Linked DNA regions of Homo sapiens: region 1 is linked to region 2. The links are chromatin loops, found by intact Hi-C in ENCODE. Cell type or tissue: Caco-2. All regions are shown on one strand. Each heading gives the region's core, and the rest is flanking DNA. Links, peaks and the distances in the headings are about the cores only. Region 1 overlaps ARL5B (ARF like GTPase 5B). Region 2 has its middle 32 kb from the start of PLXDC2.

Region 1 (16,391 bases), core at 4,895-12,894, 1.1 Mb before region 2:
GAATTGGATTGCTCTGTGGGTCCTCCGGTATTGTGCAGAGGAAAGAAAAATGTCTTTCACACCACAAACTGTGTGTCTGAACCCCAGCCAAACAAATGTGTTCCATTGGTCCAATATATAAGCATTAACAACAACAACAAAAAATTTAAAACAAGTAAATTAATGCATTCACATGATCACTTCTTGAAAATGGTTCAAAGCATGTTTTCCTGATGGTGGGATTGTTTAAATGACATGTTTTAAAGTTTTTAATACTTTATTAGTTATGAAGTGCTTCTTTTATATGTTAAGTTTAGGTTGCCAGTACTCATAATTTTTATTTCTGCAATTATGTTATAATGAGTTGTTTGCATGCCTACTTAACCCAAGTAAAACGATGCTGTTTGCTCTGGAATGTTCATCTTTTAGACAGGTTTTGGCTCATTTCCAATCATGGTGCAATATAGTGTAACATTCATTTGTTTTCATTCAACAGTTTTATTTTTGTCATAATAAATAATTACTTTTCCAATACGAAGTGAATCCAGTGTTTTCTTTTAAAGGTAAATCTGCTTTAAGTTATTTGCTTGCAAATAATAGAAACCCACCTATGCCAACAAAGAGAGGATAATTGGGGTGAGGTGGTGGAGGCTCACAGAACCCACGGAACAACTGGATTTGTAGAACAGACTGAGACTAGAGACTGGACCATTTAGGAGCAAGCAGGAAGTTACCTTTTTTCCTGCTCATCTGTTTCTGTCTTTCACCTGACTGGATTTCTCTGTTTCCTGATCCACATAACAGATAATGTCCCAAGTCCAGTAGCCTCCTAAATTTGTACAAGGGAGAAGTCAGATTATTGTTAGACTTTCAATTACAATTCCATATTCCCCAGGGAAATTGTTCATTAGCCTGCATTGGGTCATTTCCTCTCTCTGATCTAAACAACTGGCCAAGTGGAAGGTGCATTTACCAGAGAAGGGGAATCCCTGGCCTGGGAAGGTGATCCGGATTGGTGTGTACTCCATTGTGGGGTATAATTGGGATCATCTACCAAAGTTGTGTCCTTGTAAAAAATAAAATAAAATTGAGATCTAATAATGAGTGGGATAACATTTTCACTATGTTCATTCTTCACATTCCTCTAAAGTGGTTTTAACTCCACCGTTTTTGCTCACAGACCTCTTTGGGAATGTGATAAAAGTTGCCTACGTAGAAAAATGACTCATAATTACAGAGTTAGGAATTTTGAGTAGAAGGTTAGGAATTTCAGGTACCTAGGCTTAAGAGTTCTGCTACACACGGAACACTCAGATTTCTTCTGAAAGACACCAGAAACTAGTAAGATTTCATTCTGCCTGTTATTTTTTAATCAGTAAACTTAAGATTGGTATCTTTTTTAAAGCATGTTTTATGTAGGTATTTTTGTAGGTATAATGAATGCATTAAACTGTTCGTGGTTAAAGTGTACAATTTGAAAAGCTTTGATGTGTATACATTTGCAAAATCTTCACCACAATCTGGGTAATGAAAATACCTGTCACTCCAAAAGTTTCCTAGTGTCGCTTTGTAATCCTCCCTTCTGCTCCACTCCCCATCCGCAGATAATCACTGGTTTTGACTAATTATCCCCAATTTTGTGATTTAAAACAGTCTAAAATTAAGGTGCCAGCAGGGCTGTGTTTCTCCTCAAGGTTCAGGAGAGAACTCATCCTCACCTTTTTCAGCTTTTAGAGGCTGTGTGCATTTCTCGGCTCATGGCCCCTTCCTCACATCACTCCACCATCTGGCTTCTGTCAACACATCTACCCATTCTCATCATCCTATGCTTTTCTCATATTAAGGACCCTAGTGTTTCTAACTAGGTTTTCCTTGATAATCCAGGATAACCTTCCCATCTTGAGGCCCTTATGCCAGGTAAGGTAACACATTCACATGTCTTGGGGAATTAATTCTACTGCATGTGAGCTAAAAGAGCATCCTGAACAAAACCCTCACATGCTGGCAGGTGGCCACTTGCGATACTGGCTCACTGCAACCTTTGCCTCCCAGGCTCAAGTGATCCTCCCATCTCAGCCTCCCGAGTAGCTGGGACCACAGGCATGTGCCACTACACCCGCGTAATTTTTTTGTACTTTTTGTAGAGATGTCCCGCCATGTTCCCCAGGCTAGTCTCGAACTTTTGGGCTCAAGCCATCTGCCCGCTTCGACCTCTCAAAGTGCTGGGTTTACAGGCGTGAGCCACTGTGCCCGGCTCATACACTGATTCTTGATTTAACCTTTCTTTGTTTAAAAAACCCTTCCTACTAAGAAATATGTATACTCCTCAGCAAATTTGAATTCACATCTGAGATTTTTGACCTGACATTTTTGTGAGGACTTGGAGATTTGATGTTGCTATACTTGAGGATTATTCTGCAACAGAAACAAATGTAGTTTCAGTTTGATAATAACAATGAATGCACGTCTTCCAAAATGGGATTGGCTGTTTTATCACTTCTTTCAAATTAGTCACCTTATTTTGGCAGATGACACTATATGACTCAACATCAAGATACTTCATACTTGATAGGGATCATCTGATCTATGGCTCTGTTCTGAATTATGGTATTTTCATATTCAATTTAAAATAACACTGCAACCTCTTCTTCCTGGGTTCAAGCAACTCTCATGCCTCAACCTCCCAAGTAGCTGGGATTACAGGCATGCACCAATTACAGGGAAATTTTTTTGTACTTTTACAAAAAACTGACCTCAGGTGATCTGCCCGCCTCGGCCTCCCATAGTGCTGGGATTACAGGCGTGAGCCACCACGCCCGGCCCAGATGCATGTGGTTCTAAAGCTGTTCACTACCAGGGAGAAAGGTTCAAGAAACTTGAGCTCTGGCTTCGTTTTCTCTTACTGACAGAATGAAAGGGAAATGAAAAAATTTCCTCCATATATGCTTTGCCCAAAAACAAAGTTCAGGGGATGCATAGGCATAATGGAAGTCACTTGGCTAGCAACGGCAATTTGTATTCAGAACAGGGACCCTGTGGCTCAGAAGAGGTGGAGAGAAAAGGCTTGGAGAAGGATTTCACATTCTGAGGGAATTCTTAGCTATATGCCTGCCTGAGCTAAATAGGAACTCTAACTCCCTCTGCTTATAAACAAAACAAAAAGCAAACACGGATGCAAACAAGAACAGTGGCTCCTTTTCAAACCTGTTTTTTCTTTCCTTGTCAAAGTTATAATTTCCTTTGAGAAAATTATAACTTACATGACGTGCATGAAACAATGTGCACAATTTAACAAATCAGTAACTTGAACATATGTCCCCACCACTTATTATTGTATCCAGTATTGCTCTCTGGAAATGGCCAGCTTCATGTGGTTGTAGTTACCACCCTCATTCAAAAGTACTTGAGACCATGTTCCACCTCTGAGGGTTTCCCAGGGTGAGATTAGGGCTGTGGCTGATTCTACCCCCAAACCCACAGAATGCCCCAGTGATAGTTATATGTATGACTGTGGTAAGGAGAAATTTGATAGGGAAAAAGAGACGTTGATTTCCCATCCATCTCCTTTATTTCCTGGAGCCTGTGGCATACATGAAACCACCATTGCAAAATAATAACTGAGACAGTGAAAGAGATCTGACCCAACCAACTCCATCTTTTAAGAGCTTTTAACCTCCAAGCTGTCCTTGTTCATTCCTGGGAGCTGGCTGAACTAACTTTGGGAGGAACTCAGTTTATAGTTTGAAACAAAAACGATAGCCCTTTCCCAAGACAAATCCCCTTCTTGGCTGGTGACTAGACTTCCTTTGTGGGACTAACACATTAGCCAAAAGATTAGAAATTATTGTTTAGGAGTCATGCAGCTGTAGGCTGCACGATTCTAAACCTCCCCAGATTGCTCCTGGGGATAACATCACTATTGTAAAACCTAAGATCAGTGTTTGAGATATTTTGTAGACCCTGCACTCAGTGGATCAGCAGGCACCACCCAGATCAATAAACTGGCTCTTGTCTTGTGGTCCTCACCCAGGAAGTGACTCAGGGCAGCTTCAACTCCCTGTGATTTCATCTTTGACCTGACCAATCAGAACCCCCGATTCACTGGCCCCCTACCTACCAAATTATCTTTAAAACCTCCAGTCTCTGAATTGTCAGGCTGTGCATGGATTACTCTTTCTCTATTGCAGTTCTCCTGTCTTGATAAGTCATCTCTGTCTAGGCAGCAAGCAAGGCGAATCCACCTGTTGGGTGGTTATATACAGATTGTTCAGGTCTGAGTTAATAAGGAAAAACAAAGAATTACAACAATTCAGCCCTGATTAATTTTGCTGAATGGTGGAGTCCTCAGTAGAGTTATAACTTCCAGTGACTCCAATGAATCCCACTCTGTAGACCAGCCCCTACATTTCTAGATGAGACTCCTTTGATGATAACCTACCAGTAAGACAAATTGTGGTGCACTCTCTTAATGGGAGAAACTAATAACCCTGCTTTTGATGGGGAAGGGCCAATATGGGTATGCGCCCATAAAACTGAGAATAAAAAGGTTTTGTACTCCAGATTCAAGAAAGGAAAAATACTGTCTTTTTGCTATATCCCTACAGGTAAGAACGACAGCCCCACATGAATGCGTACGTCTCTGACAATCAATCAGTGACGAATCAGTGACGAGCCAATGCTTCAGAAAGTCAGCCAGTCAGTGAAAGTGAATGATCATGCTTCCACTGGGGGAATTTGATAAGAAGATTGAAACTCTTCCAATTCCCTGTGTTCCATTCAAACCGTATTTTTGCTCATAGAGACTAACCCTTAGAGTGATTCTCAAACAATGATGTCAGCATCAACTAGGAACTTGTTAGAAATGCAGATTTTCAGACTCCATCCCAGACTTTTTATATTAGAAACTCTCAAGGTAAGGGCCCAGAAATCTAGTTCAACAAGCCCTTCAGATGATTCCAATGGAAGTTAAAGTTTGAGAACCACTGCCTTATAAACCCAACTCTTCCTTGCTTTGGAAGGAATATCTGTTTTACATATTCACTGGTGGCCTTTTGCTTTAACAAAGTGAGACCATTATTATTTCTGGAGGAAAAGTGAAGAGATGGACCGAACACACTGTGCAGGGAGAAAGCTGGTGGAGGGGACAGGGTGGTGCTCATCAGTCATAGGGAAGAACCCTGAGAGAGGAAAATAAGGGTTCCTCAGCTGAACATATATTGGGAATTCAGATAGAATACACTAACATTAGCCATAGCAACCCAAGCTTGCTGGACTTAAAGTAGGAAAAAGAGCCTGGCAAACTCCAATCTGAGAGCCTGGAAAATGGCAATATCCAGCTTTATTTTATTTTATTTTTTTAGACAGAGTGTCACTCTGTCGCCCAGGCTGGAGTGCAGTGGCGCGATCTCTGCTCATTGCAACCTCCGCCTCCTGGGTTCCAGCAATTCCCCTGCCTCAGCTCCCGAGTAGCTGGAATTACAGGCATGTGCCACCACGCCTGGCTAATTTTTGTATTTTTCAGTAGAGGTGGGTTTTCACCATGTTGGCCAGGCTGGTCTCAAACTCCCGACCTCAAGTGATCCGCCCACCTCGGCCTTCCAAAGTGCTGAGATTACAGGCATGAGCCACTGCACCTGGCCCTATCCAGCTTTTAAGGTTACTTTATCTCCAGGCTAGTGGTGAGAGTTAATGAGACACAAACCCCACCCAACAAATGGGGTGACTGGGAATATCCTGAGAGTGAATAAAAGCCTTTTATATCCTTAGCAAGCAGGTTTGGGAGAATGCAGAATCAAACAGTTGCCAGGGATACCCCTTTCCTTTTTTAAAAAACAGACTTTACTCTTATTTTGTTAAATTTTTATTTTATTTATTTATTTATTGACGTGAGTTTTCACTTTTGTTGCCCAGGCTGGAGTGCAATGGTGCGATCTTGAATCAGTGCAACCTCCACCTCCTGGGTTCAAGCGATTCTCCTGCCTCAGCCTCCCGAGTAGCTGGGATTACAGGCACTCGCCATCATGCCCGGCTAATTTTTGTATTTTTAGTAGAGATGGGATTTGACCATGTTGGCCAGGCTGGTCTCGAACTCCTGACCTCATGATCTGCCCACCTCGGCCTTCCAAAGTGCTGGGATTACAGGTGTGAGCCACCACGCCTGGACTAAAATAGGCTTTATCCTTTCGATTCACAGAAACATTGAGGAGAAAGTATAAAGAGTTCCCATATACCATCTGCCATTCCCTCCCACCCCCACACAGCCTCCCTTACTGTCAACATCCTGTACCACAGCGGTACATTTGTTATGACTGAAGAACCTACAGGGCACGTCATCGTCACCCAAAGTCCATAGGGTTTACTCTTGGTATTGTAGATTCTATGGGGTTTGACGCATGCATAATAACATGCACTCACCATTATAATATCATACAGAATACTTTCAGTGTTCTAAAATCCCTCTGCTTTGCCTGTTCCTCCTTCCCTTCCACCTAACCCCTGACAGCCACTGATCTTTTTGCTGTCTGTATAATTTTGCCTTTTGGAGAATGTCATATAGTTAGAATCATACAGTATGTAGCCTTTTCAGATTCGCTTTTTTCATGGTAATATGCATTTAAACTTCCCGCGTGTCTTCTCATTGCTTGACAGCTCATTTTTTTTTCTTTCCCCAAATTAACTTTTCATTTTATTTGCGAGTTTTTAACGTGAAGGGTAATACAGGTACAGGAAAGTGCACATTCCAGAAGTGGACAGTTCAGGAATTTTCACAAATTGAAACTATGCATGTCAGCAGTACACTGATCAAGAAAGAGAACAGGAGAACAAGCCAGATGGCTTGTGCAGCAACCTGGTGGCTCATGCCTGCAATCCCAGCACTTTGGGAGGCCGAAGTGGGAGGGACTGCCTGATCCCAGGAGTTTGAGACCAGCCTGGGCAACATAGTAAGACTCCATCTCTACAAGAAATAAACAAATAAAACAATACCTGGCTAATTTTTGTGTATGTTTAGTAGAGACGGGGTTTCACTGTGTTGGCCAGACTGGTCTCAAACTCCTAACCTCAGGTGATCCGCCCACCTCGGCCTCCCAAAATGGGATTACAGGCATTGAGTCACCACCGCCGGCTGACATAGATTATTCTTAATGTTCCTTTCTGTTATGAAGTCGTTCCTGATTTTAAAAAAATCATATATGTAATATGCTCTGAAAATCAAATACAATGTACCTGTAACAGATATATTGCAGTTTATAATACTGTTTAACAGTAGGTATATATTAGCTAAGAAAATTTTAAAATCTGGGCCAGGTGCGGTGGCTTACATCTGTAATCCCAGAACTTTGGGAGGCTGAGGGGGCGGATCACCTGAGGTCAAGAGTTTGAGATCTACCTGGCCAACATGGTGAAACCCCGTCTCTACTAAAAATACAAAAATTAGCCAGAGCATGGTGGTGAGTGCCTGTAGTCCCAGCTACTTGGGACACTGAGGCAGGAGAATTGCTTGAACCTGGGAGGAGGAGGTTGCAGTGAGCCAAGATTGCACCACTGCACTTCAGCATGGGCAGCAGAGCCAGAAACCATCAAAAAAAAAAAAAAAAAGAAAAAAGAAAAAAATGTTAATATGGTATTAGAAAACTACAATGTAAACAATCACAAAAGATAGTTTAAGCTGAAGCATTAGCAATAAAATATGTAATCAGTAAATGAGAGGCTTTGGGGTTTGTTTTCCTTCTCATCCTCTCTCTCTCCTCTTCCTCCTCTTTCTTATTTTCTTCTTCCTCATTTTTCTCTCTCCTCTTCCTTTCTTCCCTCTTGCTTCTCCTCTTCTTCCCACTGCCTTCTTCTTCCTCCTTTTCCTTCTCATCATTCTCTTTCTCTCTCCTGCCTTCTCCTTTTTTCCATTCTCTAGTCCTGACAGTCAGTAAACCCATGTCACGGTAAGTTAAGGGATGTATTTCTTGTTCTTCTTGACCTTGTTCAGAGTCTCACTCTGTCACCCAGGCTGGAGTGCAGTGGTGCAATCTAGGTTCACTGCAACCTCGGCCTCCCGGGTTCAAGTAATTCTCCTGCCTCAGACTCATAAGTAGCTAGGTTTACAGGCACGTGCCACCACACCCAGCTAATTTTTGTATTTTTGGTAGAGGTGGGGTTTTACCATGTTGTCCAGGCTGGTCTCGAACTCCTGACCTCAAGTGATCTGCCTACCTCGGCCTTCCAAAGTGCTGGGATTACAGGTGTGAGCCACCGCACCCAGCTGACCTTGTTCTTCTTGATCTTCTTGTTCTTCTCCTTCTCTCTCTCTCTTTTTTTTTTGTTTGTCATTTAATAAAGAACTCCAGAGGAGTTTAAATATGAATATAACTTAAATGTGACTCAGAAGAGGAAGACAGGTGAATGCTGTTTTTTAAAAAGTGCTTTTTGAAATATTATTTTCTTCTCTTTGATAAAACCTGATATGGTGGCATAGAAAAAAATACCCAGCCTCTCACAACTCCTCCCCTCTCTTTTTAAACAGAATATTTCTTCTAACTTTAAGCTTCAGGGGCCATCAAGAGGTAAATTAGTTTTCTAGACAGTGTGTTTCCTCTAGATGGCAGAATAGGATTTTATTTTGCACTGTTGAATCCTCTTCGCTATTATTTGAACGTTTCTTATTACAGAAGTTTTAAAGTTATTTGGTAACTGAATACATATTTAAAATTTTCTTTGTGCAGATAACACCTCGCCAGCCTAAAGTCACAGGAAGAATAGGCCTAGGTACACAAATGATAAATCTAAATAATAATTTTTTAAAAAAAATTCAGAATGTTTGATAATCAAAGCTATGCTATCTTGAGTACATTGCTAATTACTTTGCCAAAATATAGATCCCACTAGACTGGCTTTAAAGGGTAGATGAGATTCATTAACTGATATTTATTATTGCTGCCCAGTGAATGTTGCTGTAGTCCTTGAAAATTACCCTCTTATTTGGTGAAATACACTGTCGCATTTACTTTTATGTTGCAAATGTGTTTACTGGTGAAATACACTGTCGCACTTGCCTTTATGTTGCAAATTTGTTTACTGGCAATTTTTTTTCCCCATAGAAATTTCAAAAATAAACTTTTTAAGAGTTTATTTCAAATAGACTAGAATAGACTTGGCTTAGTTATTAAGAAGTTTGAATTCATTGTATCTGAAAAATGGAATTCAAATCAGATCCCTTAGCAATTATCATTTATTTATAATAGTTTATCATATAATGCAGTGTTGTCTCTGAATACAATTGCTATTGGAGATCTATTAGTTTACTTCCATTTCTCAATAACCTGTTTCTACCAGAAAATGAATTTTCCACATAACAGACACTCTAGAAATACTTATGAATTAGAATTGATTTGAATACAGGTCACATTCCCAACTTTGATCTGAAACATCTAAGGAGATGTACTCACGGGTTGAAACCTAACCTTTCTTTTTAAAAGGGATCATCTTTTCCCCACAAAAAGCCTGCATCACATGCCTCCCAAATGAAGATCACTCTTTGTCTACTTGTACAGGGATGAAGTAACAAAGACTGATTTCGGAATTTTAGATTTACCCGTATTGAGATCTGAGGTCTGTAAGTTTTGTTGTAGCAACAGAGCAAGATAATGATTTGTGATTTCTCACTCTGATAATTTTGCCTATGAGTGACTGACACAGTCACGTGCTGCAAACAATGTTCTGGTCAACAAGGGACCACATGTACAATTATGATCCCGTAAGATTATAATGGAACAGACCGGGCACGGTGGTTCACACCTGTAATTCCAGCACTTGGGGAGGCCCAGGTGGGTGGATCACCTGAGGTCAGGAGTTTGAGGCCAGCCTGGTCAACATGGTGAAACCCCGTCTCTACCAAAAATACAAAAATTATCCAGGTGTGGTGGCATGTGCCTGTAATCCCAGCTACTCGTGAGGCTGAGGCAGGAGAATCACATGAACCCGGGAGGTGGAAGTTGTCGTGAGCCGAGACGGCACCACTGCACTCCAGCCTGGGCAACTGATTTCTGGAGTGTGCCACTGCACTCCAGCCTGGGTGACAGAATGAGACACTGTCTCAAAAAAAAAAAAAAGAAAAGAAAAGAAAAGAAAAACAAAAACAAAAATATTATAATGGAGCTAAAAAATTACTGTTGCCCAGTGACATTGTAGCCATCGTAATGTCACAGCACAAAGCATTGTTGCTCACAGGCTTGTGGGGAAGCTGGTATAAAGAAACCTGCACTGCCAGTCGTATAAAAGCAAAGCCCATATAATTATATAGACTACATACTGCATGATAATGATAATAAACAACTATATTACTACTTCTTGTATCTACTATAACATCATTTATATTGTTATTTGAGAGTGTACTCCTTCTATTGATTTTAAAAAGTTAACTGTAAAACAGCATCAGGCCAGCCTTTCAGAAGAAATTTCAGGAGAAGGCATTATTATCATTGGAGATGAGAGCTCCATGCATGTTATTGCCCTGAAGACCTTCCAGTGGGATGAAATGGGAGGGTGGAAGACAGTGATATTGATGATCCTGACCATGCATAGGCTAATATGCTTGTTTGTGTCTTGGTTTCAAATAAAAGCATTTAAAAAGTAAAAAAGTAGGCTGGGCATGGTGGCTCACACCTGTAATCCCAGCACCTTGGGAGGCTGAGGTGGATGATCACTTGAGGTCAGGAGTTTGAGACCAGTCTGGCCAACATGGTGAAACACCATCTCTACCAAAAAAAAAAAAAAAAAAAAAATTGCCAGGTGTGGTGCCACAAGTCTGTAATCCCAGCTACTCAACTCAGGAGGCTGAGGGAGAAGAATCATTTGAACCCAGGAGGCAGAGGTTGCAATGAGCCGAGATCACACCACTGCACTCCCACCTGGGTCACAGAGACTCTGTTTCAAAAAGAAAAAAAAAAAGTAAAAAATAAAGTAAAATGAATTTAGAATAGAAAAAAAGCTTATAGAATAAGGATAGAGAGAAAATAGTTTTGTACAGCTGTAGAATGTTTGTGTATTATAAAAGAGGCAAAAAGTTAACAATATTGAAAAGTTTATAAAGTAAAAAAGTTAAAGTAAGCTAAGGTAAATTTATTATTAAACTTTTTAAAAATAAATTTAGTGTAATATAAGTGTACAGTGTTTTTAAAGTCTACAGTAGTGTACAGTAATATCCTAGGCCTTCACATTCATTCAGTACTCATTCATTGACTCACCCAGAGCAACCTCCAGTGTTCATGGTAAGGGCCCTATGCAGGTGTACCATTTTTTATCTTTTATACCATGTTTTTGCTGTACCTTTTCTTCTTTCTTTGTTTTTTTTTGTTTTTTTCTGAGACAGGGTCTCGCTCTGTCACCCAGGCTGGAGTGCTGCAACCTCCCCCTCCTGGGTTCAAGTGATTCTCCTGCCTCAGCCTTGCAAGCAGATGGGATTACAGGCGTGCACCACCACACCCAGCAAATTTTTGTATTTTTCGTAGAGATAGGGTTTCGCCATATTAGACAGGCTGGTCTCAAACTCCTGATGTCAGGTGATCTGCCCGCCTTAGCCTCCCAAAGTGCTGGGATTACAGATGTGAGCCACCGCGCCTGCCCCCACAACCCCCCAATTTTTTTTTTTTTTTTTTTTTTTGAGGCAGAGTCTCCCTCTGTTGCCCAGGCTGGAGTGCAGTGGCATGATCTTGGCTCATGGCTCGCTGCAACCTCTGCCTTCTGGGTTCAACCGATTCTTCTGCCTCAGCCTCCTGAGTAGCTGGGATTACACATGCACACCACCACACCCAGCTAATTTTTGTATTTTTAGTAGAGACTGGGTTTCACCATATTGGCCAGGCAGGTCTCGAACTTCTGACCTCGTGATCCGCCCGCCTCGGCCTCCCAAAGTGCTGGGATTACAGGAATGAGCCACCGCGCCCGGCCTTGCTGTACCTTTTCTATGTTTAGATATGTTTACATACACAAATACTTACCATTGTGTTACAGTTGCCCACAGTATTCGGCACAGTCACATGCTGTACTGCTTTATAGCCTAGGGGCGATAGGCTATACCATATAGCCTAGGTGTTTAGTAAGCTAGTCCCTCTAGGTTTGTGGAAGTACACTCTACGGTGTTCACACAACAACAAAATCACCTAAGGTCAGATTTCTTAGAATGTATCCCTGTCGTTAAGTGACACATGACTGTATAAGCAACAGTGACAAATGTCATCTAGAGTACTGTCTTAGACCATTTCGGTTGCTATAATTGAATATCATCAGCTGGGTAATTTATAACGAATAAAAGTCGATTTAGCTCATTGTTCTGGAGGCTGGAAAGTTCAAGAGCATGGTGCTGGGGTCATGTAAGGACCTTACTGCTGTGTCATGACATGGCAGGAGGAATCACATAGAGACACAGAGCAAGTACAAGAGAGCCATGGAAAGCTTGTTTTCATAAGAAAGCCATTTCTGCTGGGTGTGGTGGCTTACACCTGTAATCCCAGTGATTTGGGAGGTCAAGGTAGGTGTATCACGTGAGGTCAGGAGTTCAAGACCAGCCTGGCCAACATGGTGACACCCCATCTCTAGTAAAAATACAAAAATTAACCAGGCGTGGTGGTGCGTGTCTGTAGTCCCAGCTACTTGAGAGGCTGAGGCAGGAGAATTGCTTGAACCCAGGAGGCGGAGCTTGCAGCGAGCCAAGATCTCACCATTGCACTCCAGCCTGGGCAGCAGACCGAGACTCTGTCTCAAAAAAAAAGAAGAAGAAGAAGAAGAAGAAGAAGAAGAAAGAAAAAGAAAGCCATTTCTGTGATAATAAACCCATCCCTGTGATAGGGACATTAATTCATTTATGAGGGCAGAGCCCTCATTAATCCATCAATCTGTTCATGAGAACAGTTTCCAATACTTGAACTTTTGGAGGATGCATTCAAGTACTGATTGTCATGACTTCTAGCAGAGTCTTGCTGAGGAATCTGGGGCTGAGGCTAGGTTCAGAGGGAAAGGATGTTACAACTGACAAGCATTTTCTGTCGTGTTGGAAGAAGAGGTTGTAGTGCAGGTGCGCAGGTATTTGCCTTCTCCTCTAGGCTCTGACTGCGATAGAAAATTTCAAGTTTATTTCTTCAAAGGAATGTAGCAATGTTGCTTTCAGACTGCAGAATTAGGCTAGCTCCACTGAGAGGCCTTTTCAGGTCCACTCTGCTAATAATTTAGGCCAGAGATGAGCAATTTTGAATTTCTAATCTCTTTATACCTTTCAGAAGGCTCTACCAGGTTCCTCTGCAACTGCATGTTTGTTTTTTTTTTTCCTGGCTGCCATGCAGTTAGAAGGTATTAGCTGAGAAAAATATTTTATTGCACCTTTGAAGAATCGGCAACACAAATTCTTTTCACTTTGGGCATTTATTCATAAATTTCAACAACAAATACTTACAAAGGATTGTGCAGTATGGCACTTTGTTAGGTAGGAGAGTTTAAAGTGCTAGAAACAAAAACTTCTTGCCTTTCTGGATTTGAGTTCTGCTACAATTACTTTGTTGACTGGATCTTCTAAGTGCTCTTGACTCTTACCGAGTCCATCTGTTACTGTAGGAGGCAGTGACTACAATAAAGTTCCTGCTTTCAGGAGGCTTTCATTTTATCAAGAATAATACATGAATGAATATATAGTGTAATTCCAGGGCTACGTACTATAGAGAAAAGCAGGACAAGATAATAGGAAGCGAAAGGCTGCTCAGGGAAGATCTCTCTGTCGGTTTTTGATGTTGTTGTTGTTGTTTTCTTTTCTTTCTTTCTTTTTTTCTTTTCTTTCTTTTTTTTTTTTTTTTTGAGATGGAGTCTCTCTCTGTCACCCTGGCTGGAGTGCAGTGGTGTGATCTTGGCTTATTGTAACCTCTGCCTCCCGGGTTCAAGCAATTCTCCTGCCTCAGCCTCTCGAGTAGCTGGGATTACAGGCGCCCGCCACTATGCCTGGCTAATTTTGTATTTTCAGTAAAGATGGGGTTTCATCATGTTGGCCAGGCTGGTCTGGAACTCCTGACCTCAGGTGAACCGCCCGCCTCGGCCTCCCAAAGCGCCAAAGCGCCGGAATTACAGGCATGAGCCACCGTGCCCAGCCTTGAAGAAAGAATATTAATTGTTATATGATTACACAATGAAATCTGAACATATTAACAGTATTGCTTGACCTTCAAGTTGAAAAGAAAAATAAAAAAGATTTTATTTTATTTTATTTTATTTTTAGACGGAGTCTCACTCTGTCCCCCAGGCTGGAGTGCAGTGGCGCGATCTCGGCTCACTGCAAGCTCCGCCTCCCGGGTTCACGCCATTCTTCTGCCTCAGCCTCCCGAGCAGCTGGGACTACAGGTGCCCACCCCCACGCCCGGCTAACTTTTTTTGTATTTTTAGTAGAGACGGGGTTTCACCGTGTTAGCCAGGATGGTCCCGATCTCCTGACCTCGTGATCCGCCCGCCTTGGCCTCCCAAGGTGCTGGGATTACAGGCGTGAGTCACTGCGCCCAGCCAAAAGATTTTCTTATAGTGATTTTTGATGGGGGATGTGAGGGGTTGTCATTAGAGTTGTTTTCAAACATTTCTGGTTCTCCCAATTCTGGGAAAATGGTAATATTGAACATCCTGATCCCTTCTGGTTGGGAAGCCATTCATGGAGGTCTGGCCAGTGATTTGAGAGTGGAAATGACATCTGTCACTTCGGGACCAAATCTTTAATTGCATTGTAAGATCTTCCAGAACTCTCTTGTTTTCTCTGGAATCATGACCGACATTTGGGATAATGTTCCTCAACCAGCTTGCATCTCTGAATCACAACAAGGAGTAAATTATTCCCCACCCTCACCGTGCCGTCCGTGTAGCAGGAGTAGAAAATAAATCTTGATAGTTTTTTGCCACTTAATATTTAAGGTTGTTTGTTACACAGTCTAACCTAGCCCCTGATGCAGGCAACAAAGTTCTCTATGAGTGGAATTATCCTTCAAATGCCATTGCTAATAAATCAGCATGTTTGCACTCAAATTTAATAATAGGCCTTTATCACTCACCCAAAGATATTTAAACAGGGTAACACCAGGTGGAATTTAAAAAAACCCCAGCAAGTCATATAAGAGGTTAACTAGGAAAGTGTACATACAAAACACTAGATAGCTGAAGAAAGTCCATGCTTTTTCCTTTTTCGATGACTGCACATCTTGGTTTTGTTTTTTGTTTTTTGGTTTTTTTTTGAGATGGATCTCACTCTGTTGCCGAAGCTGGTGGTGCAATCTTGGCTCACTGCAGCCTCCACCTCCCGGATTCAAGCAATTCTCCTGCCTCAGCCTCCTGAGTAACTGGGATTACAGGCACACACAACCACACCTGGCTAATTTTTGTATTTTTAGTAGAGATGGGGTTTCACCCTGTTGGCCAGGCTGGTCTCAAACTCCTGTGATCGACCTCAGGTTATCCACCCACCTCGACCTCCCAAAGTGCTGGTATTACAGGCATGAGCCACTGTGCCCGGCCAATGACTGCACACCTTGGATATACTACAGGTTTCACACATTATTCTTCAATCTTTCTGTCATATATGGCCATGTTCAACATCATGAACTAAGAAGAAATCCAAACCTAAGGTACTAAAATTAATCTAGTTGTCAGCACTAAAGTGACCCTCACTGGACTAAATATGAGGAAAAAAAAATAACCTTCAAAGAAATAAAAGAGTTGAAATAGAATCTAACAGAGGCCAAAATGAGGTAGCCTGGAAGGACGTCTGTAGTAAGCAGCCTTTAAGATAGCCCCATGATTCCTGCCTCCTAGTATTCATGCCCTTGTATAGTCCCCTCCCCTTGAATGTGGGCCAGACCTAGTGATTGACCTCTAATGAATAGAATATGACAAATGGCACATATAGCTGTCAGTTCTGAGATTAGGTTACAGAAGACTGTGGCTTCCTTCTTTGGCTGTTCTGTCTTGTTCTTTTGCACACTTTCTCCGAAGGAAGCCAGCTGGCATGTTGTGAGCAGCTCTATGGAGGGGCATTTGTGCAAGAAACTGAGAATAGCATCTGACCCACAGCCAGTGAGGAGCCACAGTCCTCAGTCCAACAACCTGTGAGGAAAGGAATTCTGCCAATAACTATATGAATGAGCTTGGAAGTGAATCTTCCCCCAGTTGAGCTTTCAGATGAGTCCTCACCTCAGGCAACCTCAGTGTACCTGCAGCCTCACGAAAGACCTTGAGCCAGAGGTATACAGCTGAACCACATCCAAATTCCTGACCCATAGAAACTGTGAGATATTATAATAAACGCATGCTCTTTCAAGCTGCTAAATTTTGAGATAATTTATATAGAAATAAATAATACAGTATCTTAAGTATATCCTGGAGCACAATGCCAAAGAATATAAATGCAAAGC
Region 2 (16,391 bases), core at 3,494-11,493:
GGAAGTAATGTCATCATTCTGTCACCACCTTTTTATTTTGTAGTTAAGGAAACAGAGCTCGTAGGCATTTTTGGGACTTCCAAAGTTTCTATTTCCTTCTTTCTAATAAATGGATATTTTGAAATAATTATATGATAAATTTGATCACCTCTACAAGCTAAGAATAATCAATCTAATTTAAATATTCTGCAGTGATATTGTAAAAACATATTTGTTGAATGAAATTAATAGTTATGTATCAGGATCGATCAACGTTAATAAATCAAGGCAAAAAATATTTGTCAGGTTTCTTTGGAATAAAGTACATATAAATCGAAACACTGTTCATTTATTAGAAAGACCTATTTGCATTATATTATTGACTGAGTTTTGTTGGTTTCATAACTTCTTCCTTATTCCATTCACTCTTGGTTTGAAAAATTATTTCTTACTCCAATCAGAGAGCATTTTGATTTGTATCTGTCCCAGCACCTGCCACAGAGCCTGACACATAGCAGGTGCCAAATAAATATTTATTGACATCTAGACCAATTATATATATTACAAAATTATTAAAGTATTATTTGTTATTTTTCATGGGATATTTAACATTATTTGTTACTATAAAGGGTTTTTTATACAAATTTATTGTTTATTTGCTGTAAGAAAATAAACTAGAAAATGTTATAAAATATTATTCTGTTTCATAATTTATTAAATATATAACACAATTAGAAAATTATGAAAATAAGTAATTAATAACCTTGCCAGAATGAGTTCATCTCACAAGGCATCATGCTTCTTTGTTTGAGATTTTTCACAGAAAAGTGGGGAATGAGTGAATCATAGACAAGTTGCAGCGTATTTTCCCAAACTTATCTTGTGGTTTTTAATTTTCAACAAAACTTTCTTCTCATGTCATTACCCTCCATCTTTATCACCTACAATCCTACTGCCACATCAACCAAATGAACCTCCCTATCCTGTCTTCACTGTTTATCCATCTCGTACTCTGTCTTGAAGTTTCCAGTGAAGTCCTCCCTTCTCCAGGAAGCCTCTCCTCCACCTCTCAGCCTGCAGTGAACTCTTTGCCCTGGATTCTCACGGTAGCGATAACACTCATTGCACACTTAACCTCCCTTATGTTTTGCCATTATTGCCTACGTTTCTTGTGCATACATTCTAGTCAGATTGATTTCAAGAATTTCAAGAGTAAGAAAAACCACCACGTTATCTCAGATCAACCCTGGGACTTGAGAATGTATGGGAAACTGGGGCTCACCAAGAGGGGGTAAACGAATGGCTCACATTCACAGGTTTGCATGGCAGGAATGAATATATCTCTCATTCCTCAGTGTTTTTACTTTCTTTCTGTGTACCTAGAGAGTAGGGTCTTTGCATGTCTTTCTATCCACAACAAGGCTAAGTATGCTGCCTTACATAGAATGCATTTGGGGTTCTTCATTACTGTTGTTTTGTTTTAAACTTGATGTAAAACATATAGTCTACTATAGGTTTTAAGAAATATTGGCTCAGTGCTTCGATATAGGAGCATTTGTGCTGGCATGCATTCATATTGTAAAGCAGCACTTGCTTTTTGGAGGCTATTTGGCAACAGTCTATTCCTGTGTTTGACAGGCCCGTCATAACTGACTCATTGGGCAAAACAAATTCTATGTTTAGACAAATAAAAAAGAGGGGAGAAGCTTAGAAAGTTGAATTAATTTACCCTTATCAAAAGCATAAGGACACATTATGTTTACTTATTCCTCCCTCACTACCCTACCTAGCAAAAGAAACCAGATATACACACACACATATGCGCGTGTGTGCACACACACACACACACATACATACATAGAATGGACTAAATGTTTGTTTTGCTTCACAATTCATATGTTGAAAACCTACTTCTCAGTGTGATAATATTTGGAGGTAGAGTCTTTGGAAGGTAATCCTAGCTACTCAGGAAGCTGAGGCAGGAGAATCACTTGAACCCAAGAGGTGGAGGTTGCAGTGAGCTGAGATGGTGCCATTGCACTCCAGCCTGGGTGACAGAGTGAGACTCTGTATCAAAAACAAACACACAATCAAAAAAAAAAAAAGAGCTCCTTAAAGTTGTTGGAGGTATGGCAGACTCAGCAGGAGTCTCATTTTCCCCTCACTGTCCTCACTTGGGTTCTCTGCCCATTGCTCAGTCATTATCATGCATCTCACATCACCTAGCCTCAAGGTCTTATCTCTCAGCCTCACAGTGATTGGTCCAGCAGGTAGTGGGGCTTCCCATGTCTTTTCCCATCATCCATAGGAAGAGCTGTAACTGCCCCAGTGGTAGTGGAAGACTCCCGCTTAGACCAGGAAGTGATGGAGAAAGCAATTTTGGCGACTGATTCTTTCTTCCACGCTCTGCTCCCACAGCAGCCCTAGGGGATGCTGTGATTACTTGGATCAATGTAATTATGACTCGTGCATCCCTCTTTCTTAGGACAAAGTTTGTAAGTCTCTGACCTTTCCTATTCTCTGGGTTACAGACTAATAGCAAGAAAAGTGACAATGATGATAATTAACATTTGTTAGAACTTACTAGGTGCTAGATAATAAGCACATGTTTTACATGTAACTCATTAATCTTCGTAGTTCCATGAGGTAAATAGACAGTCATGTGCTTCCCATCAATGTTTTGGTGGAAGACAGACTGCATAAATAAAAGTGGTCTCATAATATTATAATGCAGCTGAAAACTTCCTATGGCTTAGGGACACTGTAGCTATCCTAATGTCATTGTGAAACACATTACTCACATGTTTGTGGTGATGCTGGTGTAAACAAGCCTATTGTGCTGACAGTAATGTAAAAATACAGCACATATAGCATATCTATGTATAATACATAATACTTGCTAGTGATAACAAACAATGTTATTACTGGTTTATGCATTTACCATACTATTTATTATTATTATAGAGTGTACTCTTTCTACTTAAAAAACGTTAACTATAAAACAGCCTCAGGCATATATTTCAGGGAGTATTCCAGGAGAAGGCACTGTTTATGCAGGAGATGACACTTCTATACATATTATTACCCCCAAGGACCTTCCAGGTGGGACAGGATGTGGAGGTGGAAGACAGTGAAATTGGTGATTCTGACCCTGTATTGGCCTAGATCAATATGTGTGTTTGTGTCTTAATTTTCAACAAAAGCAATTCAAAAGTAAAAAATTTAAAAATGAAAAATTTTAAAAAGAAAAAAAAAGCTTGTAGAATAAGGATATAATAAAAGAAAACATTTTTGGACAGTCGTACAATGTATTTGTGTTTTAAAGCTAAGTGTTATTGCAAAGGAGACAAAAATTTAGAAATCAAACATTTATATAGTAAATCATTACAGTGAGCTAAGGTTAATTTATTAATGAGGAAAGAAAAATATTTTTGAATAACGTAGTCTGGGTATACAGTGTTTATAAGGGCTACAGTAGTGTACATTAATGTCTTAGGCCATTGCTCACCACCCACTCATGGACTCACCCAGTGCAACTTCCAATTCCGCAACCTCCTTTCATGGTCACTGCCCTATATAGGTGTACTATTTCTTATATACTATACTTTTACTGTACCTTTCCTATGTTCAGACACATGAATACTTTCATTGTGTTACAATTGCGTATAGCATTCGGTCCAATAACATGCTGTGCGATATTGTAGCCTAGGAGCAACAGACTATTCATTCCATATAACCTGGATGTGTAGGAGGCTCTACCATCTAGGTTTGTGTAAGTACACCCAAGGATGTTTGTCAACAACGAAATCACCTATCGATGCATATCTCAGAATGTATTCCCATCAAGAAGTGACATATGACTCTGTTATTCCCATTTCTCAGTTAATGACTTTGAGGCCCTCAGTAGTTGAGCAATTTACCCAAATTCACAGCTTAAAAGTGGTGAAGGCAGCATTCAAACTCTATCTGCCTCTAGAATTTGTATTCTGAACTATGAGTTCCAGTGGCCTCTCATAATGTACATTCCATAGTAATAATAACAAACAATCAATGACACTATAGATACCCATTGGTAAGTCCCATGCTTTGAGTAGTTTTTCAATGAGTTGAATGGGTTGCACTGAATTAAATTATTTGCTCTCTCCCCTGGTTCCTCTAAATAGGAGCACCCTTGCGGGGCTGGCTAAATGGAACTGGAAATGTAATCTGTAGTTAGGAAACATTAGGGGGTTCTTGTTTGTTGTTAAATCTAAGATAACTATTTATTAATAGCCTTTTGGGGATGTTTGAATGTTTATAAAGTATTATTACAATCAGAGTCCACTTCAAAGTATAATCGAGAGTTCAAATGATTTCCTTCTTCCTTAACCTTATAATACAAAAGGGAATTCACTCCATTTCTGCAAGTAGAAAATCTGAAATTTAGTTATAGGAAAGAAGAACATGAAAGTGCAAATGTGTTTTTTTTTTTTTCCTTTCCCTTTGAAATCCATCACCTTCCTTTACCATGGAGACAAAAGATTATTATAATTTTTTTCTAAGATTATTAGAATTTATTTCATGTGCAATACTTCCTGGCTTTAATATCTCATAAATTTGAAATGTTCTGAATTTCTATGGCTTAGTTGTTCTTCAGGAAGTATTTATCTTTCTGTTTGTTTGTTTTTCTTAGCACATTTAGAAAAAGAAAATATTTGTACTCTCATTTGTCATGTAACAGTTCCCAAGCATTCCAATTTATTCTTCAGAATCTATTAGTGTGGAGTTGAAAGCCTTATCATTTTAGGGACATTTTTAAGCTTTCCTATTTTTCTCTCCTGGCACTTTCTAAAACTTCTAGAGTTAACTTTAACATTGCATTTCTGAAATTTAATGAAAACCATTTTGTCTTGGATATTACCACAAGAAACACATTTAGTGACCAATGTACATGTTTTCACCCCCACTACCTCATTAATCTAGAATAATCAGGGAAGAAATAATCTGAATAAGAAATTTTCCAGAAATTAGGAATTTGCAAATTTAAATATTCAAAATGTGGAAAATATATATGGTTGACAAATATTTTCTTGCTTTAAAAAGAATATGTGAAGCACAACCTAACCACGTTTGTTATTTTTGTTTCAGTAGGAGTATAAATTATTATGGAGTACTGCAATAATACAACAGCTATTTTCTCACTGGTAAAACTCCTTCTCACCTTAAATTCAACAAGTTTATTCAACACATGTCTTTAATGAATGCCTATTATATTTGACACTCTGCCAAGTGAATGACGACTTATGAAAACAGCACTCATATAAAAACATGGACCATCACCAGTACCCCTAAAACCTCCCCCAATGGCTTCTCCCAATCATCAACCCCACCGCCTTCCCATTGCTATCTACTCTTTGACTTCCTACATCATATGTTAGTTACTGTCCTTTGTAAATGAAATAATATGTATTCTTTTGTATCTTGCTTTTTGTTTAACATTATATTTGTGAAATTCATTCATCTTGTGGCATTTTGCAGCAGTTTTCATTGTGAATGAATATGCCAAAAATTACTTATCCATTCTATTTGTTCATGGGCATTTTGGCCTGTTTCTAATTTGAAGTTATAGAAAGAGTGCTGTTTTAAATATTCTTGGACTTGCCTTGTGGTAAACATATGTATGCATTTTTTGCTAGATATTTATCTAAGAAAAGAAGTGCTACGTTTTCAGATGAACGTATGCTTAGCTTTAATACAAAAGGGTCACATCATGTAGTCTCAAACACCTTTATAGAAATCTCACATGATACTTCTGAGTATGTGTATCTCATTGTCCATAACCCAGCTGAAGGCCACATACCTAGCTTCAAGAAAGGGAAGGCAGCAATGGATTTTGGCTGGATCCATTCCCATCCTTAATAAAATCTGAATTCTGACACCAAGAAAGAAAGGGAGTATTGGTAATGCATGAAAAGCACAGGTCTCTGCCACACTAACTCTCCGTCAGCCCTTGCCATCTCAGGAAACAGAACTCTTGTCCACTTTGTGTTCCAGTAAAATATCCCAGGATCATTCTTCTCTCCTCCTACCCCCTTCCAGTCTATCAGCAAGTCTTCTTAGTTCTATTTCCCAAATACATCTTGACTGTATCATCTTCTCTCCTCCTCTGCTATCCCCTTAACATAAGCCACATCATCTCTTAGATAGACGCACTATTGCAGCTGCTTCCTGTTGGAGCTCTTTTGATCCAGTTTTGCTCCCCCACCATCCTTATAGCAATCAGTGTGGTTTGGTTTGGTTTTGCCTTCCTGTTTGGGGGGTTTATTTCCTTCCAATAACGCGACATTAGTTCCCTATCTAAAAGCTTTCAATGGCTTCCTTTTGTACTTAACAGTAAAAATTCAACTTCCTAACACTGGCCCTCGTGAACATCTACATGTTCATTCCATTCTCATCCTCTGCTTCAGCTACAAAAGCTTCACATACATCAAATTCTTTCCCACTTCGTGATCTTTGCCCCAGAACATACTGCTTCCAAGTTTTATGGTTTTGTTTGCTCATTTTGTTTGCAGTTTGTCTCCCACCATGGGAACGTAGGCATTGTGAATGTAGGGCTTGTCTGAGCTCTGTACCCAAAGGGACCAGCCTAAACCCTTGTGGTGGTGAACAATGTTGAATGAACAAATGCATCTCTTATTTGTGAACCTATGAACAATTTTGATTTCTTATTATGGCTTATACTCTATTCTAAATATTCTCAATATTCTTTAGCAAACATGGATTGCTCTTGAATGTTAAAAAGGTTTAATTTAGTGACTACGTTAAATAATTTGCCGTGTATAATTTTTAAGTCTGAAGTTAATTAATTAGTAATGTCAACTAATATTTTGCAGCAGCACCTAGAATACTTAATATATAGTGTAGGAACATCAGGTAACAAACAAATCAACCCACATTATAACTTCGAGGAACTTGTGATTCTGAAATGAGAGCTAAGAAATAAACATAGCTATCTATATTCTAATCCAGACTTTTTAAGTTCTAGAAAAGGTACATAAGTTAAACGTGAGTGATTACTATATAATTTTTTCTCATTAAATGTTGTTATAATGGGTCTCAAAATTCTGTGGCAGATTTTTGATCAAGTTGTTTCCATTAAAAATTACTCACTTTAAAAGCTAATAACTTAAAACTGCCCCATGCAGAAAAGGCCAAAATAGTCCACAAAACATTCTTCTTTTCTTCTAAAGGTTTTATGGTGCGTTGTTATCATTACCCAGTTTTTTACTATTAAACTTAAATGGCCAATTGAAACAAAGAGTTCTGAGACTATTCTTGTACCACTTATTAAGACTGTGATGGCAGGTGTTACGGATAATTTCATTTAGCCACACAATATGGTTTGGATTTGTGTCCCTGCCCAAATCTCCTGTGGAATTGGAGGAGGGGCCTGGTGGGAGGTGACTGGATCATGGAGGTGGATTTCCTCCTTGCCGTTCTTGTGCTAGTGAGCGTCCCTTGTGCAGCTGTTATGTAAAGTAACATAACAATTCCATTCAGGTATTGGAATGTTAATACCATTCAGGTATTCAAGGCGATACCATTCAGTACATAGGAATAAGCAAAGATTTCCTGATGAAGATGCCAAAAATTATCTCAGCAAAAGCAAAAATTCAAATTGTTGCTTGATCTTACAGCAAATATTTCTCCATCTTATTTCATGTTTTGTCATTATTTACCCTAAAAGCAAATCTAACATAAAAATAAGAAAAGAATTAAAAAAAAAAACATAAAAACAAATAACAAAGAAAAACACCACTCTCTGAAGCAAGTTCCCAAGTATGCCTGCAATTGCTGTCTAGATACTAGGAAGGTATTTTCCAGCACTTGGTCTGACTCCGCAATGCTGTTCAGCTTACTTCAGGGAAAATGAGCAGCTTATTTGATATATGCTGGATTAATCTGCCTTTTCTACAGGATAACATCCTCAGGGAAAGGCACCATTCAGAAATCAAAGCTGAAAAACTTTAAGACTTCCAAAGAACACTAGAGATACGGTATAACTGAAGTTAAAAAGAAACATTTAATAGCCTTAGTTTATCTTAAAAAATAAATGCCTCATGACATTGAAAGATGTTTAGTAAGCTGTTTATTGAAAAGAACCAAGATAAATATTATGTATAGTGTGACAAAGTCTATAAATGTTATGGTGCTATTTAAAATTACTTTGATAGGCATCCAAATGGGAAAAGAGGAAGACAAACTATCTGTGTTTGCAGAGGACCTAATTCTATATCTGGAAAACCCCATAGTATCTGTCTAAAAGCTCCTTTAGCTGATAAACAACTTCAGCAAAGTTTCAGAATACAAAATCAATGTACAAAAATCAATAAAATTCCAATACACCAACATCCAAGCCCAGAGGCAAATCAGGAATGAAATCTCATTCACAGTTGCTACAAAAAGAATAAAATACCTAGGAATACAGCTAACCAGGGAAGTGAAACATCCCTAAAATGAAAAATATACAACACTGCTCAAAGAAAACAGAGATGACACAAACAAATGCTCATGGGTAGGAAGAATCAATAATGTTAAAAATGGCCATATTGTCCAAGGGAATGAAGAGATTCAATGCTACTCCCATCAGACTACCAATGGCATTTCTTCTCAAAACAAGAAAAAACTATTTAAAAATTCATATGAAACCAAAAATTCATATGAAAAAACTATTTAAAAATTCATATGAGCCTGAATAGCCAAGACAATACTAAGCAAAATGAACAAAGCTGGAGGCATTACATTACCTGACTTCAAACTGTACTACAGGGCTACAGTAACCAAAACATCATGGTACTGGGAGAAAAACAGACACATTGACCAATGGAACAGAAGAGATGGCCCAGAAATAAAACTGCACACCTATGACCATCTGATCTTTGACAAAACTGACAAAAACAAGCAATGGGAAAATGAATTCCTATTTAACAAATGGTGCTGGGGATAATTGGCTAGCCAGATGCAGAAGACTGAAACTGGACCCCTTTATTATACCATATACAAAAGTCAACTCAAGATAGATTAAAGACTTAAGTGTGAAACCCAAAACTATAAAAACCCCTTGTAAATAGCCTAGGCAATACCATTCAGGATGTAGGAATGAGCAAAGATTTCCTGACGAAGATGCCAAAAACGATTGCAACAAAAGCAAAAAATGACTAATGGAATCTAATTAAACCAAAGAGCTTCCACACAGCAAAAGAAACTACCAACAGAGTAAACAGGAAGCCTACAGAATGGTAAACAAATTTTTGCAAACTGTGCTTCTGACAAAGGTCTAATATCCCGAATCTACAAGGAACTTACACAAATTTACAAGCAAAAGCAACCCCATTAAAATGTGGGCAAAGAACATGAACAGACACTTCTCAAAAGAAGACATACAAATGGCCAATAAGCATATAAAAGGAAAGCTCATTATCACTGATCATCAGAGAAATACAAATCAAACCACAATGAGATACTGTCTTACATCAGTCAGAGTGGCTATTATTAAAAAGTCAAAGATGCTGGTGAGGTTGTGGACGAAAGGAAACCCTTATACATTGTTTGTGAACGTATAAATTCATTCAGCCATTGTGGACAGCAGTGTGGAGATTCCTCAAAGAGCTAGAAACAGAATTACCATATTACCTGGCAATTCCATTACTGGGTGTATAACCAAAGGAATATAAATTGTTCTACCATAAAGACACATGCACTTGTATGTTCAATGCAGTGCTATTCACAATAGCAAAGACATGGAATAAATCTAAGTTTCCATCAATGGTAGACTGGAAAAAGAAAACATAGTACATATACACAATGGAATGCTATGCAGCGATAAAAAGGAATGAGATCATGTCCTTTGCAGTAACATGGATGGAGCTGGAGGCCATTATCCTTAGCAAACTAATGCAAGAATAGAAAAGCAAATACTGTACATCCTCACTTACAAGTGGGAGCTAAATAATGAGAACACGTGGACACATAGAGGGGAACAACACACACTGGGTCCTACTTGAGGGAGGAGGGTGAGAGGAAGGAAAGGACCTGAAAAAAGTAACCATCCAGTACTATGCTTAGTACCTAGGTGACAAAATAATATGTATACCAAACCCCCATAACACCAATTTACCTATGTTACGCACCTGCACATGTACCTCTGAACCTAAAATAAAAGTTAAATAAATACATAAAATAAAGAAAATAAAAATATGTTGACTCCTTTTGCTCTTATTTTCCTATTTACTTCTTGAGAAGTATTTGTAGTTATAGTTTTATTAATAAGAGGCATCCTCAGAATTCTACACATGAACTACTTAATAAATGATAGTTACCATTTATTGTGCAAACACAGTAATGTGCAAAGAAATCTAGTCACATTTTTCCTATATCCTTTATAAAGCCTGATCCTGCCTCAGTTCACCTTGGGTATTTAGTACATATTTGTTTATTTTACTACATTGTTGGGAAAACATTGTATTGAGAACTATAAATGAAACACTAATTCTCAATTCAATCACTTATTAACACTTATTAAATGGAATACCTTGGACTGGTTTTTCATAGATTATGTAACTGCTAAAGTTCCCCCTGGCTCTAAGTACTTTAGTTTTAGTATTGTCTCTCCTTCTCTTTCCTTCCCTTCCCTCCCTCCCTCCCTTCCTTCCTTTTCTTTCCTTTCTTTTTCTTTTTTTCTCTTTCCTTCCTTTCTACGTCTATATAGCATACATTCCCCTTCTTAGACCATAGTCATCCACTTAACCATTATTTGTTGAAGGCTTACCACCCAGTCTTCCAGTGTAATTCAGCAATATCAAAAAAGTCTTTGCCTTCTCATGGATTTAGGGTTTGTAGTTCCTTGAGATAAGACTCAGTCTGATCCATTCTTACATTTTTCCATGGTGTCTGGAAGAGGGCATTTGCCTTTTAGACAAAAAAAAAACCAACAAAAAAAACCCTGAATTAATGAAGTGAACTTTTCACTACTTCAGATTTTAAAATGCAGTCCTGTTTTTGATAAATTATACTTAAAGGAACACCAGGTGGCCTCAGAGAGATTGAACCAAGGAGACAAAATGTAGATAATTATAGGCAGTTACCTTTTTCTAAATGTGTTCATCTTCCATAGAAGTTTAATTTTCACAAATTATACATCTATGTCCTTTAAATGACCTTCAGAATTCTGATTTCAGACTTTCATAAGCAGCGGACGCACATTTTAAGCTATCACAAAAAAGAACTCTTCTTTGGCTATTCCCTTTTAATGACATTACCATTTATGTGCACCAGAGTTTTTATACTTATTTTAATCTTATTGCATTTTGTCCTTATTGCTTGACAAAAAATATGAAAACTGAAAAACAAAACATGCTGACTTGGCTGACAAGAACTATAGCTCTCATAAACCTAATACATTTTAAATAGCAGTGGAAAATTTTTAAAGTTTTAAATATATATATATATATCTTAACCAGATTCTGATTAGATTTAAGTAGGTCTACCCTGTATTTGGTTGTTAAATTAAAACAAAAAAAAAACCAACTTTAATATGTATAAAATGTTGGAATTTTATCATGGAAGATTAAATGTAACAAAAAGAGGTTGCCTTTTTTTTATTTTTTCTTTAAACTCTCTGGGAAGAGAAACTCTTCCCATATTTGACTATTATCTGATTAATGTGAATGAGACTTTCACACACATTTTCAAAAATGCATTTGATATGAAAGTAGATCTATCCAACAGGGGTCTCTGGTAGCCAATTAGTGGTGGTATGCTCTGTTTTATTTCTCTCTTTGTTTTTCTTTTCTTCTATCTCCTTGTTTTTCTGCGTTTTCTCTACTTATGCGTTAGGCTTGCTAGTGACACCTAGAGGTATCTGCAGGCATGACATACCACAGGTTAGAAGAGTTGGTTGATCTCTACTATGAATTTTAAATAATGAGAGGTTTTGGAACCTATATGTTCTCTTTTGTCCCATTTTTACAAATGCTACAGAGAGTTTGAAGACATTTGATAATTTTTAAAATGCTTGGCTCATTCAGCATGGCATAGTGGAAAATGTGTGTGTGTGTTTGCACTGGATTAAAAACGTGGCTCTGTCATTGATCAGCTGCATAACTTTGAGCAACATATTCACTTAAAAAGTTGGGTTCCACATTTATAAATTGTGTATTAAGATACTGATCACTTAAAATTTTTGTGAGAATCAGATATATGTATATGAAGCACCTGAAATATAGTAGATGCTAAATAAATGGGTTATTATCATGATGTGAATTATAATGTTCATATTTTCTATTACACTGGATTAAATTATTTTTACATTTAAAACATGGGTAAAATTAAATGAAATTGAAGATTGCTCCCTCAAGAAAACCTTGAAAATTGAAAGCAAAATTGACTATCACTTCATATTTTTATCTGATTTTTAAGAAAGTGTTAATAAATTCCTAAATGTTTAACAGTGGTGCCTTGGGTGTCAGTGACAAAAGCTCAAATAATTAAGACAGTGGATAAATTAACTGTGAAAGAAGATCTCTTCCTTAAAAATAAGACAATGAACAAAATGTTTCTAGATTTTCTCATAACTCTGAGACACCAAAATGGTACTGAATCATGACCACTCTCCTTATCCTTACTAACTGAAAGGAGAAAATGTTCAGTAACAGTGGAATTCAAAGAATTTACATCTCAAAATTAAGCAGCAAGAACTGCTGAATGTCTGCTTCTTCCCACTGATCCAGCTTTAAAAAGGCCTTATTTAAATCCTCGGGAGAAAACACAGGGGAACCATTAAAACAAACAAAAATCAACAGCCGAGGGAATAATTGAATTGTTTCATTTCTTTGTTTATTGTTTATATATGTATATATATTTTTTCTCCCCCCCCAGTTTTTTTTCTTCTCTATCCTGGATAGCGATTTCTTTTCCCAACATCTCAAAACTTTGCCTCCCCTCTTTTTTTTTTCATCCTCTTTCATGATAGTTTTCATTTATGATTCATCTTTTGATTCCACACTCTAAGATATAAGGGCAATTTGAGAACATCTTGAGCTGAGTACCAACTTTATTAAATAGATAAAAATATGAGCTCTGGAAAACAAATTATGGACCTGAAAACTGTTGGTATTTTAAAAAGCAGTGGGCATATATAGAGGAAAGAGCACATTCTGTACTAGGGTTTCTCTCAAAGGCGATAGGGTTACATATTCAGTAATGGATAGAGCAAGAAGTGAAGACACCAGAAGGGGTTGACTGTATATTTCCATTAAAGTGAATTACATGAGCAAGTTAACAGAGACAGAAAGAATACAGGTTTAAACTTGATGACTTGGGTTAAAGGCAGGTCATCAAGTTTCAGGGCTACTGGAGAAGATCCACGAAATGTGGGCAGTACCGAAACCTGCTTTGAAAGACAGTCTAAGGAGGCTGAACTCTAGTGAAGAGCATAACATCTCGGAGAAAATAATTTTGGCGACAAAATGGAGAAAGGATGGTAGGAAGAGGTATAACTTACTCATTGTAACATTCCAAGCCTGAGATTTCAAGTGCCTGAAATAATAAATTTGGGATGCTTATCTAAGCACTTAGTATTTCTGATATAAAATAATACTGCATTTCTAGTTGCAGTAGAGTTTACCATGTGGTTCTATATTATTTCATTTTTACAACCACCTTCTGAACTAAGGAAGGAATTGTTATTTTTGCTTTACAGAGGAGAAATGTGATGCTCAGAGGGTGTGGCTGACAAGCTCCAGGACACAGGTAATAAGTAAAATCTAGATCTCGGGTCTTTCAATTGAAACTAGAAACATAGGAAACAACAACAGAAGTCACAACAATTTAACAGTTATTTAGAGGTGTCAGTGATTTGGGATTTAAAAATATGGAATTTAACATTTCTGGTTTCAAAGTCAATACACAGCTTCCATATGACACTATAGAGTAAGTAAAAAATAAAAGATAATTTATCTGATGTATCGTTAATTGTGCTTTAATAATTCTCATGTTATTGGCTTGGGATTATAATTGGAAATTATATCTGAAAGTAATAAAATTATAGTTGATGATAGAATGAGACAGTCTTTACCCACCTTTCCAAAATTCAGATGGCTTTCCAAATTTTATTTTTAAAATGTCCACCAAATAATTTTTTAAAAGATTAATAGGTTCTCACAGAGCACAAATACATAAAATAATGGCTGCCTTTTGAAAGATTACATTGTTTTCATATATCTCATTAGTATTTGAGGAGAAATTAGGACTTGTATTTTCTCACAAAATGTGAAGGGAAAGACTCTAATAGCATTTTAAACCACCAAAAGGGCATGATTGATTATTATACTCATGTGGTTGAATTTCTCTAAATTTTGCTTTTTAATGAATCTTTAAATTATAGTGTTAATAGTTACACTTGTTAATTTCAATAGACTATTTTCTGTAATAGAAGAAGAATAAACATGTAGCATAACTAAAGAAAAAAAAAGAAAATCAAGTGAAATGGAAGAGTAAATGATAAATTCTCCAGTCTCTGTTCATCTCATCCAGTCTTTGTTAATCTCATGGTTGAGACCAGAAAGTTGCATGTCAGTCATTTGGTGTGTACTACATATACTCTGACTTAAAAGATATCTGGAATGATACAGCATCGGATTGTTCCTTCTAACACTTAAGTGTCCTTGATACATAGAAAAGAGAAGAAAGTGCCAATCAGGCAGATTAAGACCTTTACTTACAAATGATTCATTTCCGTGCTTGCTTAATTTCTAAAAGTAGGTATCTGGGTGTTGTCCAACAAAATGAATGGAAAAATCCCAGCCTGCATGATATGTACATGTGAGACTGAAGTCACCTGATAACTGGGTCAAGAATTCATGTTACACACTGAAGGATGCACTTCAAACACAGGCTTATACTTTACACAGCTTAAAAATAATAGTTAATAAGAAAACAACTTTTGAGAAGGGCTAATTTGCTTTGTAGTCAATTCCATCCAAATATGTACATAATAGTTTATATATGTGTTTATAAATGTTATAAAAGTTGAAGAGATATCCTAATTTCCCACTGGTTTGTTGACCACATCTTTATTCCCAGAACCTATGAATATCTTACTTTACATGGTAGAAGGGACTTTGTAGACATTAATTTAAGCACCTTGAGATGGATGATTCTGGATTATTTGGATAGGCATGATATAATCACAAGAGAGAGGGAGGAGAATCAGAGTCAGTAGAAGAAAGTGTAACAATGAGAGCAAAAGCCTGGAGCTATGCAAGGTTCAGGCCACGAGCCAATGGATGCAGGAAGCCTCCAGAAGCTGAGAAAAGTAAGGAAAATGTATTCCCCCAGAGAAGAAATGCAGCCCTGCCAATATCTTGCTTTTTCCCTGGAGACCCATTTTGGACTTCTGACCTCCCACCAGACTAGTAAGGTAATAAATTCATGTTGTTTTAAGACACAAAGTTTGTGTTTATTTATTTATTTTAGAGACAGGCTCTCGCTCTGTCCTGCACGTTGGAGTGCGGTAGCACACTCATAGCTCATTGCAATCTCGAACTCCTGGGCTCAAGCCATCTTCCTACGTTAGGCTTTCTAGTAGCTAGGACTACAGGCTCATGCCACCATGCCCAGCTAGCTTTTTATTTGTGTTATTATTATTATTACTATTATTATTATTATTATTATTATTATTATCGTAGAGATAGGCTTTTGCTATGTTACTCAGGCCGGACTCCAGTTCCCCAGCTTCAAGCAATCCTTCTGCCTCGGCCTCCCAAAGAACTGGGAATACAGGTGTGAGCCACCCTGCCAGACCTGTGGTAATATATTACAGCAGCAATAGGAAACATACTGAAAGTAAGATTTCCAAATAAATGTATAATAATCACATAACTTTGCTATAATTATCTTAACCATTTCTGTATTGTTCAACTTTTAGCTTGTTTCCATTTTTTTCTATTATAAATAGTGCTGAAGTGAATATCCTTATGTATAAATCTTGGCATACACTTCTGATTTATTTTCTTTAGATTAAAAAACTGGAAATGGCTTGGAGCAGTGGCTCACACCTGTAATCCCAGGACTTTGGGAGGATGAGGCAGGCAGACTTGCTTGAGCCCAGGAGTTTGAGACCAGCCTAGGCAACACGGTGAAACCCCGTCTCTACCAAAATTACAAAAATTAGCTGTGTGTGGTGGCACACATCTGTGGTCCAGCTTCTCAGGAGGCTGAGGTGGGATGATCACTTGAGCCTGGGAAGCTAAGGCTGTGGTGAGTTGTAATCGGGCCACTGCACTCCAGCCTGGGCAACAGACTGAGACCCTGTCTCTAAATAGATAAAAAAATAAATAAAATTGGAAGAAATAAGAACTTGGAAATGAAATGAC

What was found. Hi-C counts contacts between places; a loop is a spot of excess contacts. Peaks named below come from ENCODE experiments on the same cell type or tissue, not always from the same donor. Only the 100,000 strongest peaks of a DNase experiment are listed, where the experiment ranks them.
Region 1: a loop joins it to region 2, with 31 times the contacts of the local background. A loop is called at or near these places in 4 of 110 quality-filtered maps.

The regions. Positions count from the first base shown.
Region 1 is chr10:18,681,127-18,697,517 of GRCh38, forward strand. ARL5B (ARF like GTPase 5B) reads left to right here. Exons shown (of 6, transcript NM_178815.5): 6 at 1-513. Among named protein-coding and RNA genes, the nearest start is that of ARL5B, 30 kb to the left of the region's middle. In Caco-2, for the core only: a CTCF peak has its summit at 8,569 (motif pointing right); no DNase peak of the experiment used is centred there.
Region 2 is chr10:19,776,420-19,792,810 of GRCh38, forward strand. No RefSeq gene overlaps it. Among named protein-coding and RNA genes, the nearest start is that of PLXDC2, 32 kb to the right of the region's middle. In Caco-2, for the core only: no CTCF peak of the experiment used is centred there; a DNase peak (open chromatin) is centred at 6,552.